Linked DNA regions of Homo sapiens: region 2 is linked to region 1. Evidence: chromatin loops called from intact Hi-C (ENCODE). Cell type or tissue: gastrocnemius medialis. All regions are shown on one strand. Links, peaks and the distances in the headings refer to the core of each region. The heading gives the core; the rest is flanking DNA.

What was found. Hi-C counts contacts between places; a loop is a spot of excess contacts. Peaks named below come from ENCODE experiments on the same cell type or tissue, not always from the same donor. Only the 100,000 strongest peaks of a DNase experiment are listed, where the experiment ranks them.
Region 2: a loop joins it to region 1, with 6 times the contacts of the local background. A loop is called at or near these places in 9 of 110 quality-filtered maps.

Annotation. Positions count from the first base shown.
Region 1 is chr9:90,103,720-90,109,541 of GRCh38, reverse strand. No RefSeq gene overlaps it. Among named protein-coding and RNA genes, the nearest start is that of MIR4290HG, 65 kb to the right of the region's middle. In gastrocnemius medialis, for the core only: no CTCF peak of the experiment used is centred there; DNase peaks (open chromatin) are centred at 1,501, 2,321 and 3,575; H3K27ac peaks cover 4,193 bases.
Region 2 is chr9:89,730,028-89,735,849 of GRCh38, reverse strand. No RefSeq gene overlaps it. Among named protein-coding and RNA genes, the nearest start is that of LINC03062, 93 kb to the right of the region's middle. In gastrocnemius medialis, for the core only: no CTCF peak of the experiment used is centred there; no DNase peak of the experiment used is centred there; H3K4me3 peaks cover 528 bases; H3K27ac peaks cover 1,710 bases.

The DNA of each region.
Region 1 (5,822 bases), core at 256-5,255:
AACTGCTATGGTTTGAATGTGTTCCCCAAAAGCTCATGTGTTGGAAATTTAATTCACAATGCAACAGTGTTGGGAGATGGGGCCTAATCAGAGGTGATTGGGTCATGAGGGCTCTGCCCTCATGAATGGTTAATCTTTGGAGTGGTTAGTCAAGAGTGGTTGTTATCAAGTGAGTCTGGCCTGGTTCTCTTTTGCAAGTGCTCAGTTGCCCATCCACCCTTCCACCATGGGATACCATGGGATAATGCAGCAAGAAGGCCCTCAGCAGATGCAGCTGCCCGATCTTGGACTTCCCAGCCACCAGAATTATTAGCTAAGTGAAATTCTATTCTTTATAAATTCCCCTGTGTGTGGTATTCTGTTATAGCAACACAAAATGGACTAAGATAGGGGCTCATGACTGGGGAGAGACTGCTGCTCCCAGGGCCAGCCAGTTCTCACAGACAGCAGACTCTCCTGGGAATGGGCTTTTTATACACAAACCAATGAACCCAGAGCCCATGTTCCATACCACCTCCTCTGTCTGACTGTTATACTACAGGAGGCAATGTTCCTCTGCCCTAGTCATCCCAGGGCCAGCAGCAGACAACTAGAGACATCCCTTATGCTCAGAGTTCATGGGAATTAAACTAGAAAATTCTAGGCTGCTTACTCTGCCTTGCCCATTTCTTCCTTTGAAAACCACAATAAAAGCACTTTCCCATGTTTTTCCCTCTATCCTCTCTGCCTCCTGGCCAAGCCTTGTGCCTCCCCATGTGGCCCAGCATAGAGTGCTTCCTGTTTCTAGGGAACTATGAGCAAAAACTTCTTCCTCCATATCAGTCATTTCTGTGTTGTTTGCCCTACCACACCTGCTGAAGACAAATTTCAGGTACATTTTAACACAGAAGACACAGTGCAAACAGCCATAGGGGGCCAGGGCAAAAGACCCGGAATGTCTCCTCTGTGTCCCTGGAGATTTTATTCTTGGTAAGTACACACACTTGCATAGTAATTACCCTTACTAAGTTGAAAGACGAGTTTGCTCAACTGGATACAGTCTCTGATGACAATTTTCTTGGATGTCTTCCCTCTCTAATAGCCATAGGACTCTATTTTCTTTCTGGCATTCAAGTTCCTTTGATGTGTCTAAATGCAGCCTGTTTCCTCCAACCAGCCTGTGTTTATGCTGGAAATACAGATCTGGGGGACATGGGGGTTGGGGCTGACATTTGCTGTGTCCAGGATCCTGGTCCCATATGCTGCAGTGTGAAGTTTTCACAAAGACAGTGGCTTCCCTAGATGGACTTCCTGCCTGAGCAAAAACGGGTCATCATCAATAACAACAATAAAAATCAGCAAAGTAGTCATATACACATAACAGTTTTCCTGAGTAGAAGATCAGTTGGAAGAAGGACAAGCAAAGACTCTCCTGGGAGTGGGTTTTTTATACACAAACCAACCAACCCAGAGTCCATGTTCCAAGGGCTGAGTCACTGCAGTAGGTTGTTGTAATTGTCCAGTGAGAGAGAGCGTAGCCTCTAGTGGAATGGCAGGCCTAGGAAAGAGAGGCAGGGAAACCAATGCCAAAGGGTTTAGGAGGTGTCTGCATGGAAGAGTGCAACTAGTGGGCACGTGGAAATGAGAACGACAAGGAGGAAGAGGAAGAAAGGATGATTACTAAAAGTCTTGCTTAATTAGGTAGTGCTGTTTCTAACCAAACTAGAGACTATGGAGAAAGAAGCAAGTTTAAAGAAATAAAAAAAAAATTAAGTTTTGGACGTAGGTATCTGTGTTAAAACCAAATGGTTATGTCTAGTAAGCTATCTGAATTATGAAATATGCATAAATATCCACACTTTGGCTGGAGATTAAATTTGGAAATATCCCATGGTAACTGAAATCCTGGCTGTGTACAAAGTCCCAGAGTCTGAAATGAGAAAAGAAGAAAGCAAAAGGTATTCACACTGACAGCTCTGTTGTCAAATGGAACTCTGTTATTACAGCTCCTTGGCTGAGTATAGAGATGTTCATGTTAACTGGAAAAAAAATAACATGTTAACTGGAAAAAATAAGTATGGTGTATCAGACTAGCCAGTGCTATCACGGAAATCTTTGTCATGTTGGTTGAGAATGAAGTTATTCTTACTTCAAGAGAAACAGAGGCCTGAGGAGCACTACTTTTAAATTTGTTTTCTAGGAGACCCATGCTATGTTGCTAATAAACAGTTTTGTTTTGACAGCTTCCATTTGCTATAAATATAGTTCCAAGGACAGTGTCCAATATTTCCTGATTCGAATCCAGCCTGAGCAGGTGTGTTCACTGCATGAGTCATGCCATTAGCTGCCAGGACTGTGACTTGGCCACAAAGGCACTTAACGGAATAAAAGCAAGCTGGGAAGAGAACAAGGCTTCTGGGATCACCGTTGCTTGGAATTTGGAGAGTCTCTGATAGGTTTGCTTCTTTCTTTTCATTACTGTTAAAAGCAATAGCACCAACCAGGGTTCCAAGGAGAATTTCTACATTAATAGATAAATATTTGATCAAACACAAGACCTTTCTTATTCCCTTTTTAATTCATAGTGTTACTGCATTTGCACTGATATGCTGCTCATGCTAGTTATGCCACTCAAAATACCCACTTTACCAAAAGTAGGTAACTTCCTCAGAGGAAGCTCTTTTTTTTTTTTTTTTTTTTTGAGACAGAGTCTTGCTCTGTCGCCCAGGCTGGAGTGCAGTGGCACGATCTCGGCTCACTGCAAGCTCCGCTTCCCAGGTTCACGTCATTCTCCTGCCTCAGCCTCCCGATTAGCTGGGACTACAGGCGCCTGCCACCACGCCTGGCTAATTTTTTGTATTTTTAGTAGAAATGGGTTTTTACCATGTTAGCCAGATGGTCTCGATCTCCTGACCTCGTGATCCGCCCACCTCGGCCTCCCAAAGTGCTGGGATTACAGGCATGAGCCACCACGCCTGGCTCAGAGGAAGCTCTTTAATGAAGAAGTAACATATTAAATATAACTACATTAAGAACCTTTCACTTTATTCTACATAAATATACTCACAATTTAATTAGTCATTGAAATGAGGAAGTCACATGCAATGCATTTCAGTTGAAGGTGTCTGTCTTAAAAGAGTGATGTAAGGGGGTCTTATAGTACCTTTATGGATGACAGCAGTGTCTGGGACTAAGGTCACAGAAGTGAAGATCTGAGCCCACGTTCAACAATCTTATAAATTACAAAGGAATGTTTAGACACAAAATCTAGACAGTGAAAACAGAGATGCTGCAGTAGCAGGCCTAGAAGAGAAGGAGGAATTTGCAGTCCTTTTTCAAATCACCTTTTCATAAATGAAAACAAACTCATACAACAACAAAATAGGGCATGCATTCTGATTCAGGATGCTGTTTTAAAGTTCTGTTCAGCAGTTTACATGGACTTTGATATCATAACACTCTGATTCAAGTGCTAAATATAAATAGGGTAAATATTTCTTGGCTTCCAGTGGGGTAATGGTAAACCCAAATTAGAGGCAGCACCACGGTAAAGAGCTATGTTGGATGAAATCCTGAACCACATTTGTGGGAAGGACACAGGGCTGGCCCAGTGAAGTCACTCTTCCAGTGAAACAGCAGAGCTAACATCATCCTTCCAGGAATCCTGCAAAAGAAGCCACCTGGGATGCAGTAAGATGACAGTAGCTTTCTGGAGCTAAGATGACAGACAGTTTTTTCTTTGGCCACAGGTTCTGATTACAAATCAGCAAGCAAATGTGTTCACACAGATGAAATAAGGGTATAGAAAAGGATGATGATTTGTCCCATTTATTCCAGCCCTTTTTACTGGCTTTTACAGTCCTTTTTACGTGGCTTTCATTCATTCTTCTTTCTGCCCATGAAGCTTATCCTAGAGAGAATTTCTGAGAATAAATGAAGCATAGTGAAGCTTCTAGAAAATAGTGTAAAATGCTAACATTGTTATTATTGTCAAGTCATGTTTATCAATATGTGGATCATTGATGATAACTGAACTATTCAAGAAAAGTTGTTAACTAAATGGCTGTATGACTTTTGGTGGGAGATTGTATCGTAGCTCAGGAAAAATTTATTCCCCTTGCGGTACCCGCACCCCCACGCCCAGGAGGAATGTACATCCTTGTCCCAGAAGCAATGGGCTGGGTGACTTGCTTTGGCTTGTTGGAATGTGAGTGGATGTGGATTTGCCTGTCCAAGCTAAGAGCCAAACACACATGGTGCATTGGGCTCACTCTGTGTGCTCTTATCGCATCAGAGCCATGCGTCCCAGAGAGTGGTTGTGCCTTCTGCCTGGAAATGCAGGAGAATCAGATCTCTGCCCTTCCCACCTGCGGACTTCAGTAGAACTGCCACGGCCCACCTGCAAACTCAAGAGTGAGAAATAAAGAAATGCTGGCAATTTCACACCTCACTGACAGGTGAGTCCCCACGCACAAAGGAACTTCAGTAAGCCTAATGGCTGACTACTCATAATTGTGGAGGTGAGCTGGCATACTCAAAGTGTGGAAAGAAAGAAAAATCTGTCAATGGCGAATTCTACATCCAGCAAATCCATCCTTCAAAGGAGAAATTAAGACATGCTATAATTTTAAAAAGAAAAGGTGAGCTGAGAGAATTTGTCACTAGCTGACCTTCTCCCAAGAAATGCTAAAGGGAACACGTCATGTTGAAATGGAAGGAAATTAGGTAGTAACTCAAATCCACACTAACAAATAAAAGGCCCTGTTAATGTGACAACATAGGTAAAAGTAAAAAACAGTATAAAGGTACTTTTGGTTCATAACTTCTTTCTTTTTTCCTTTTTTTTTTTTAGATGGAATCTTACTCTGTTACCCAGGCTGGAGTGCAGTGGTGTGATCTTGGCTCACTGCAACCTCTGCCTCCTGGGTTCAAGCGATTCTTCTGGCCTCAGCCTCCTGAGTAGCTGGGATTACAGGCACACACCAGTGTGCCCAGGTAGTTTTTGTATTTTTAGTAGAGACAGGGTTTCGCCATGTTAGCCAGGCTGGCCTTGAACTCCTGGCCTCAGGTGATCCACCCGCCTTGGCCCCCGAAAGTGCTGGGATTATAGGCATAAGCCACCGCACCCAGCCATTTCTTTCTTTTTTTCTGTCTGATTTAAAAGACCACTACATAAAACAGTAATTCTAAATCTTGAGTGATGGGCACACAATGTATAAAGATGTAATCTGTAACAATAGCAGCATGAAGGTGGGAGGGAGGATCAAAGATCATAGAAGCAAAGTTTTTGTATACCTGTGAAATTAATTTGGCGTTAACTCAAACTAGACTGTCATAAACTAAGATGTTTCTTAACGGGAGAAGCAGGGAGGAAAGAGCACCAGAGATTCTGGTCTACATGGTCTGTGCTGAGGTCTCAGTTGTATTCATTTCCTGTTGCCACTGTAACAAATTACCATAAACTTAGTGGTTTAAAATAACAGATTTATGATCTTGCAGTTCTGAAGGTCAGAAGTTCAAAATTAGTTTCAGTGGACTAAAATCAAAGTGTTGGCAGGCTGCATTACTTCTGAAGGATCTAGAGGAGAATCAATGTCTTTGCTTTTCTCAGTTTTTAGAGGTCATCTACATTCCTTGACTCAGACCTCACATGACTCTGATCTCTGCTTCCATCTTCACATTTTCTCTGGCTCTTAACTGCCTGCCTCCCTCTTATAAGCAATCCTTGTGATTTTATTTAGTACCCACCAGGTGATCAGGATAACCTCCCCATCACAAGATCCTTAACCAAATCACATCTGCAAAGTTCTTTTTACCATGTAATTGTCTTAATCCATTTGGGC
Region 2 (5,822 bases), core at 391-5,390, 370 kb after region 1:
AGGCTCTTTCTAGTTCATGTAACCCCTAAAACCTCCAGGTCCCAGTAAAGACTGGGAGTTTTCAGGGATCTCTCCGGAATGAGCAGGGCCTCTGAAGATACCTAGATACCAACCTGGCCAACCCACACCTTGCCAGCCACTGCCATTGTACTGCCCAGTGTCACAGCAGATATGGCCCAAGTTGCATTCAGGCTTTTCCTAGTGGTTTGCAGGCTTGCTAGACTGTGCTGGACCAGAACGGATATTCCTACAACGCAAGCCTAGCTGGGTGTTCCTACCACATCCTTCTCCATCCCTGCGTGTCCCACTTAAAAGGGTTGCCAGGACCCCAGAGCCAGACCCAAGCCCTGCCCTCACCTTTCTTCCCTGTTTTTGGTCTGTAAGGAGCTGCCTCGTCCCACAGGATCTTTAGGTCCATTTCACTATAGTCAGAAATGTCTCTGAAGCACGAAGAAAGGCTGAATATCCACTAAACTGAATACGAGTTTTGTCTTTTGAGCATAAGCAACGTGGATCTCGGCGTGTTAAAAACGGACACATATGAATGCTTCTGGGCCCCTGCTGGGCTCACAGGTGGATGGAGTCTTGACCACAAAATCTGGGCCAGATAACTATCCAGAATGTCTAAACAGATCACCAAAGACAAGACCATCTCCAAAACGAAAAGTAAGAAAGCTGACTCTGAGCAGCAGTGCTAAAGCCCAGGCCAGAGCAACAGACATTGTGACAGAGGGCTTCAGTGCCCACGCTGGCCTGTTATTGGGCATATGCAGTTTAAGAAACCCTTACTTGTTTGCTATGCCTCCGAAGAAGCTATCAGGCTTAGAAAATCACAAAAGGGAACCAAAGGAAAAATAGGAAACTAACAAAATTGACAGCGTTTGCCAATGGCTTCCCAACACCGGCTTTGCATCAGCCAGGGAGGTTGTTAATAGGTGGAGCTGCTTCTGCTCTTGCTGTTTCCATGAAAGCGTCCGGTGTTTCTGTATTGCACATTCTGATTATGAAATTTTAAAACCGTAATAATGTCTAAAGTGACTATGACTAGAAGTATTCTTCTTTACGGAAACTAAAATCACAACTGTCAAGGGAACGGGTATGCCTGGGAATGCTGACTTCCCCAGGGCCCTTGCCAGGGCGCTTGCAGCCCTCTCCACTGCTCCTGGCAGCCACGCAGCAGTGACCTCATGTGTGTTTGCCCTCCAGGTCCACCAGCTGCAGTGACCTCGTCACAGGAATGCTGCACCACTCTGATCATTCAGCAGCCATCAATATCCAGGCAAGACCCTCCGCCAGCAAAGAGATTACAACTCGCAAAAGGCTCAGATAATCATTAGCATTTTTTAACAATAAAGTATTTTTTATTCAGCTATGTACTTTTTTAGACTTAATAGCATTCCACATTTAGTAGACTACAGTATAGTGTAAACAAACCTTTTTTCTTTTCTTTTTTTTTTTTTTTTTTGAGACGGAGTCTCACTGCAATGCCCAGGCTGGAGTGCAATGGTGTGATCTCGGCTCACTGCAACTTCCACCTCCCAGGTTCAAGCGATTCTCCTGCCTCAGCCTCCCGAGCAGCTGGGATTGCAGGCGCCTGCCACCATGCTTGGCTAATTTTTGTATTTTTAGTAGAGATGGGGTTTCACCATGTTGGCCATGCTGGTCTTGGACTCCTGACCTCAAGTGATCCGCCCGCCTCAGCCTCTGGGAGTGCTGGGATTACAGACGTGAGCCACTGCACTCGGCAAACGTAACTTTTATACGCACTAGAAAACCAAAAAATCCATGTGACCCACTCTATTGCAATATTCATTTTATCACGGTGGTCTGGAACCAAACTCACAATGTGTCCAAGGTATGCCTGTACAGTAAACTTGCACTATAAAAAATGTTTCTTAAAACTTTGGTGTGTTCTTCTTCATTAAGACACTAAATAGCAGTAATCTATACACTGCCCTATTGAAGTAGTGCTGAGCATACATGAACTATCAAGACGTTTGCAACAACCACCCTGAAAGAACATTAGCTGTGCTTCTACCAGAGGTCAGAGGTGCCATCAATACAGGGGATGGAAATGCTGAAGTGCAGTTAGATGTTAGTGAAAACCAAGATAGAATCTTTCCTCATATATGTTCACAAATCCCCTGGATTTTATCCGTGGTCTTGCCAGACCGTGTGGTGTCTTTTTCCATGTCCCCAAGCAGGATGACATAGTCTGCAGCATTTGCTTCTGGACCTGGTTCCGTGGAGACACCCAAGACTGGGCATCCCATTGTGTGCATGCACCTTTGTCTGGATATGAGAAAGAAGAGGAAGAGGAGGAGAAGGAAGGAAATGAAGAGGGAAGAAGGAAAGAAGGGAAGAAAAAGGGAGAGTGATAGAAGAGACTGTGGGGTCCTCCCCTCTTCACTTCATCAGCAAGGGGCCAGGAGGCAAGGACGGTAGGTTCAACTTGTCCATGACCTTCAGACCCAGACAGACCGCAGGTCCAGGGGCATCCCCGCACAGGCCATTAGGACCCGACCTCCACCAAAGTGTCGGAAGGAAACTTCACAAAGCTCCTCTGCAGCCAGACATTCTTTTCCAAGCCCACCTGACAGTCTCTGCCCCAGGGTCAGCTCCTGACATGGAGTGTCCTTGGTATGAGGCCCGCAGCCCCATCTGAGCCCACCTCCAAGCCTCCTCTGCTCTGTGTAGAGCCAGTGAAAGGGAACCTGAACAGAATGTGGACCACAGCCAGGGGAGGAGAGAAAAGCCCTTGGAAAGCACTAAATACTCTCCTTGTTCCAAAAGCCCCAAGGACAGCAGAATTATCTGGAAAATGAATTCCCAAAAATTGATTCATGGAGGGGAAAAAGAATTTTTCCTATGATTCTTCCTTCAATTTAAAATTTCTAGGCAAGTACACATTGCAGCCACATAATACACCCTTTCCCCATTAATAATCGTGATTTTCAGAAGAGAGGGTCATTTTTCCTGTTATTGTTGGTCACACCTGCCAGTAAACAAGCTGTGTGTGCTGTGTGGGGGTCAGGGCAGAGCATTCAGACTCTAAAAGCTAGACCCCGCGTGTCCATGACCTTGGGCTTGCCCAGCTGGACGGGTTTCCATGCACTCCACATCTGGATTCCAAGAACAGACTGACATACAATGTTCCAGAGCAGACTGATGTGGATGAGGATGCCCCATCAGAGAAAACATGGCCCATTCTCTCCCAAAGGCTAAATTTTTTAAAAAGAGGATAAATAATTACAAGCTACTTTTGCAATGTTTCTATAACAAAAGTGGGATTTGTAAATCTCTGAATTGTTCAAGGAGGCTTGTCCGCAACCCCCCTGAGTCATGACAGGAAAGGAATTATTTATAGCCCAGGACAGTTTGTTTACATACTTGCCTAGTTCCTGGGCAGAGTCCTTCCTCCACCTGCACAGTAAAAGTTGCTCATCAAAAATAGAAAATTATTGCTTCCTTTTCAACTTTCCCTGAAAGCACTGAGAAGAGGAAGGGGGAACACAAAATATATTTTTACTAAAGGGTTCTTTCCTCTCCAACTAAAATCTTATCCAAATGTTGCTTCCTTAATCCCCAGAAGGAAACAAAAATCCTGAGCTCTTTTGTAGAATGATTAGAGACAAAGTCCTGAGACTCCACACCTGATTGTCCCCAAGTCCCAGGGGGGTTTCTGAAACTGCCTAGGAGATGCTACGGGGGGCTGTGAGAATGTAAAGGAGCCCACCACCCAAGCTGGGGACCTTGAGACCGGCCTCTCTTTCATCCAGACCAGCCCTGCCTTTATCTGTTGTGCACAATGGCATTTAGACTGCTTCCACTGGTAAACTGGAGTTTGAAAGTGACAGGAATGGTTGATCAAGCAGGCCCTTGGGGCTCTCAGATGAATGCACCATTCTGTCACTTTGTCCTGTATGGTTGCCATCCATACAGAGAACACTGGGCTGAGCAGCCTCCTGCCCAGCCTGCTGGAGATGCCGTATCCACATTAGGGTGAGACCTAGAGGCACTAGGGGCAGCAGGAGGGAAGGGGGAAACCTGTTCCTTCCTGAGAGTTGTAATCTCCTTATAGAGAGAGATGATCCAGAGAGGGAGCTGGCGGGGTGGCATGCAGCTATGAAGGTGCTGAGCTGGCAAGAAAGCAGCCACGCAAAAGGTGGCACGGAGGGCAGGAAGCCTCAGCAACACAGAATAGGCAAAAGCCAGGACAGCTCCTCTGGGACCAGGGCAACTGGACATGCTCCAGGTAATGCAGGTAATGCAGGTAACGCAGCTGAGTGGGCACCAAAAGGCAAGAGCCATGTTAGGGAAGAGATCAGGTTGGTCAAATACACCACAGGCTGCTAAAAAGGGAGCTCTATTACTAAGCGTTAATCATAAGATTGGAGAGATTGTTGAGAAGTACTTCACACTTGAAGAAGACATCTTCAGGAGAAAATGAAAGGAAAATGTGGGTGGGGAGAAAGATCAGGTTATTCTATTTATTTCCAACTGGGTAATATGGTATATATGACACATACACAGATAGATAGTTGGATGGATATATATATATATCATAACGAAAAAGATCATCTCTCATATGAAGGTCTTGAGCCAGGACCCACATGCACCACACTCAAATATTATACCATGAATTTCCACAGACCAAAATCTTTAAAGCACCTACAACTGGAATTTTCTTAGACTAAAATAATTTGGCTAGGTAACAGAATTCAGCTACTTGCAAGAGTCAAAGGGGGACACGTTGTTTTATAAATTAACTAGAAACATTTCTTGAGCCAAACTAGAGATGGAGTTATTGACACAACCGGAGGGCAGAGCTCACCAAGGGCACCGAGACTGGCCGCTACTTAGCTCACCTAGGACCTCCCACGCCGCCCACAGGCCGCACCACAGAGCAGCAGGAGACACGTGTTCCAATGTTGACCGAAAGGCAGGTGGAGGCCAGAAAGCATGCTGCCCACTGACACTGGGCCCCAGCCACAGAGGCGGGACAGAGCCACCAGCTCCGCCGCTCCACCACCCCCAGCTCGCTGGGTAAACACACTCAAGCTGGAAGCCTGGTGTCCCGGCCTTCTCACGAGACTGCAGGAAGCAGGACGGACGAAGTTTACTAAAATCTAACATCCTATGGTACGTGGGATTTATTTTTTTTAGACACTATCCAGGCTGGTTTTGTTCTCCCCACTGTTTAACTGTATTTAGTATACAACCTGCAAATAAAAATATACCTGGGCTAGCCCTGATCCAGGGTTTGGAGGCAGTATGATCTCTGCAACATCTGCAGCAGAACCACTGGGGAATCATGAAGATTCCTGGCTCCTCCCTGCCCTGCATACACACTCACACACACACACACACCCCATTCATGCACCATACACACATCATACACATACCATACACACACAAACCACGCACACTGTAAACCCACATGCAGCACACACAGCACACACCCCATTCACATACCAGACACACACCATACACACATCATACACATACCATACACATACAGACCACGCACACTGTAAACCCACACACACCACACACAGCACACACCCCACCTACACACAACACACACACGACTCACTGTACATCTCACACACACTGTATGCCACCTACACATGCCCCCCCACACCATATACCACACACACACCATACACACCACACAAACCCACACAAGTACACTCCACACACGCATACACACACCATACATATACACATACATCCCACACACACATACATACAGCACAAATTACACACACACCACACATACATACACACACTATACACCACACACAATATACACCCTACAC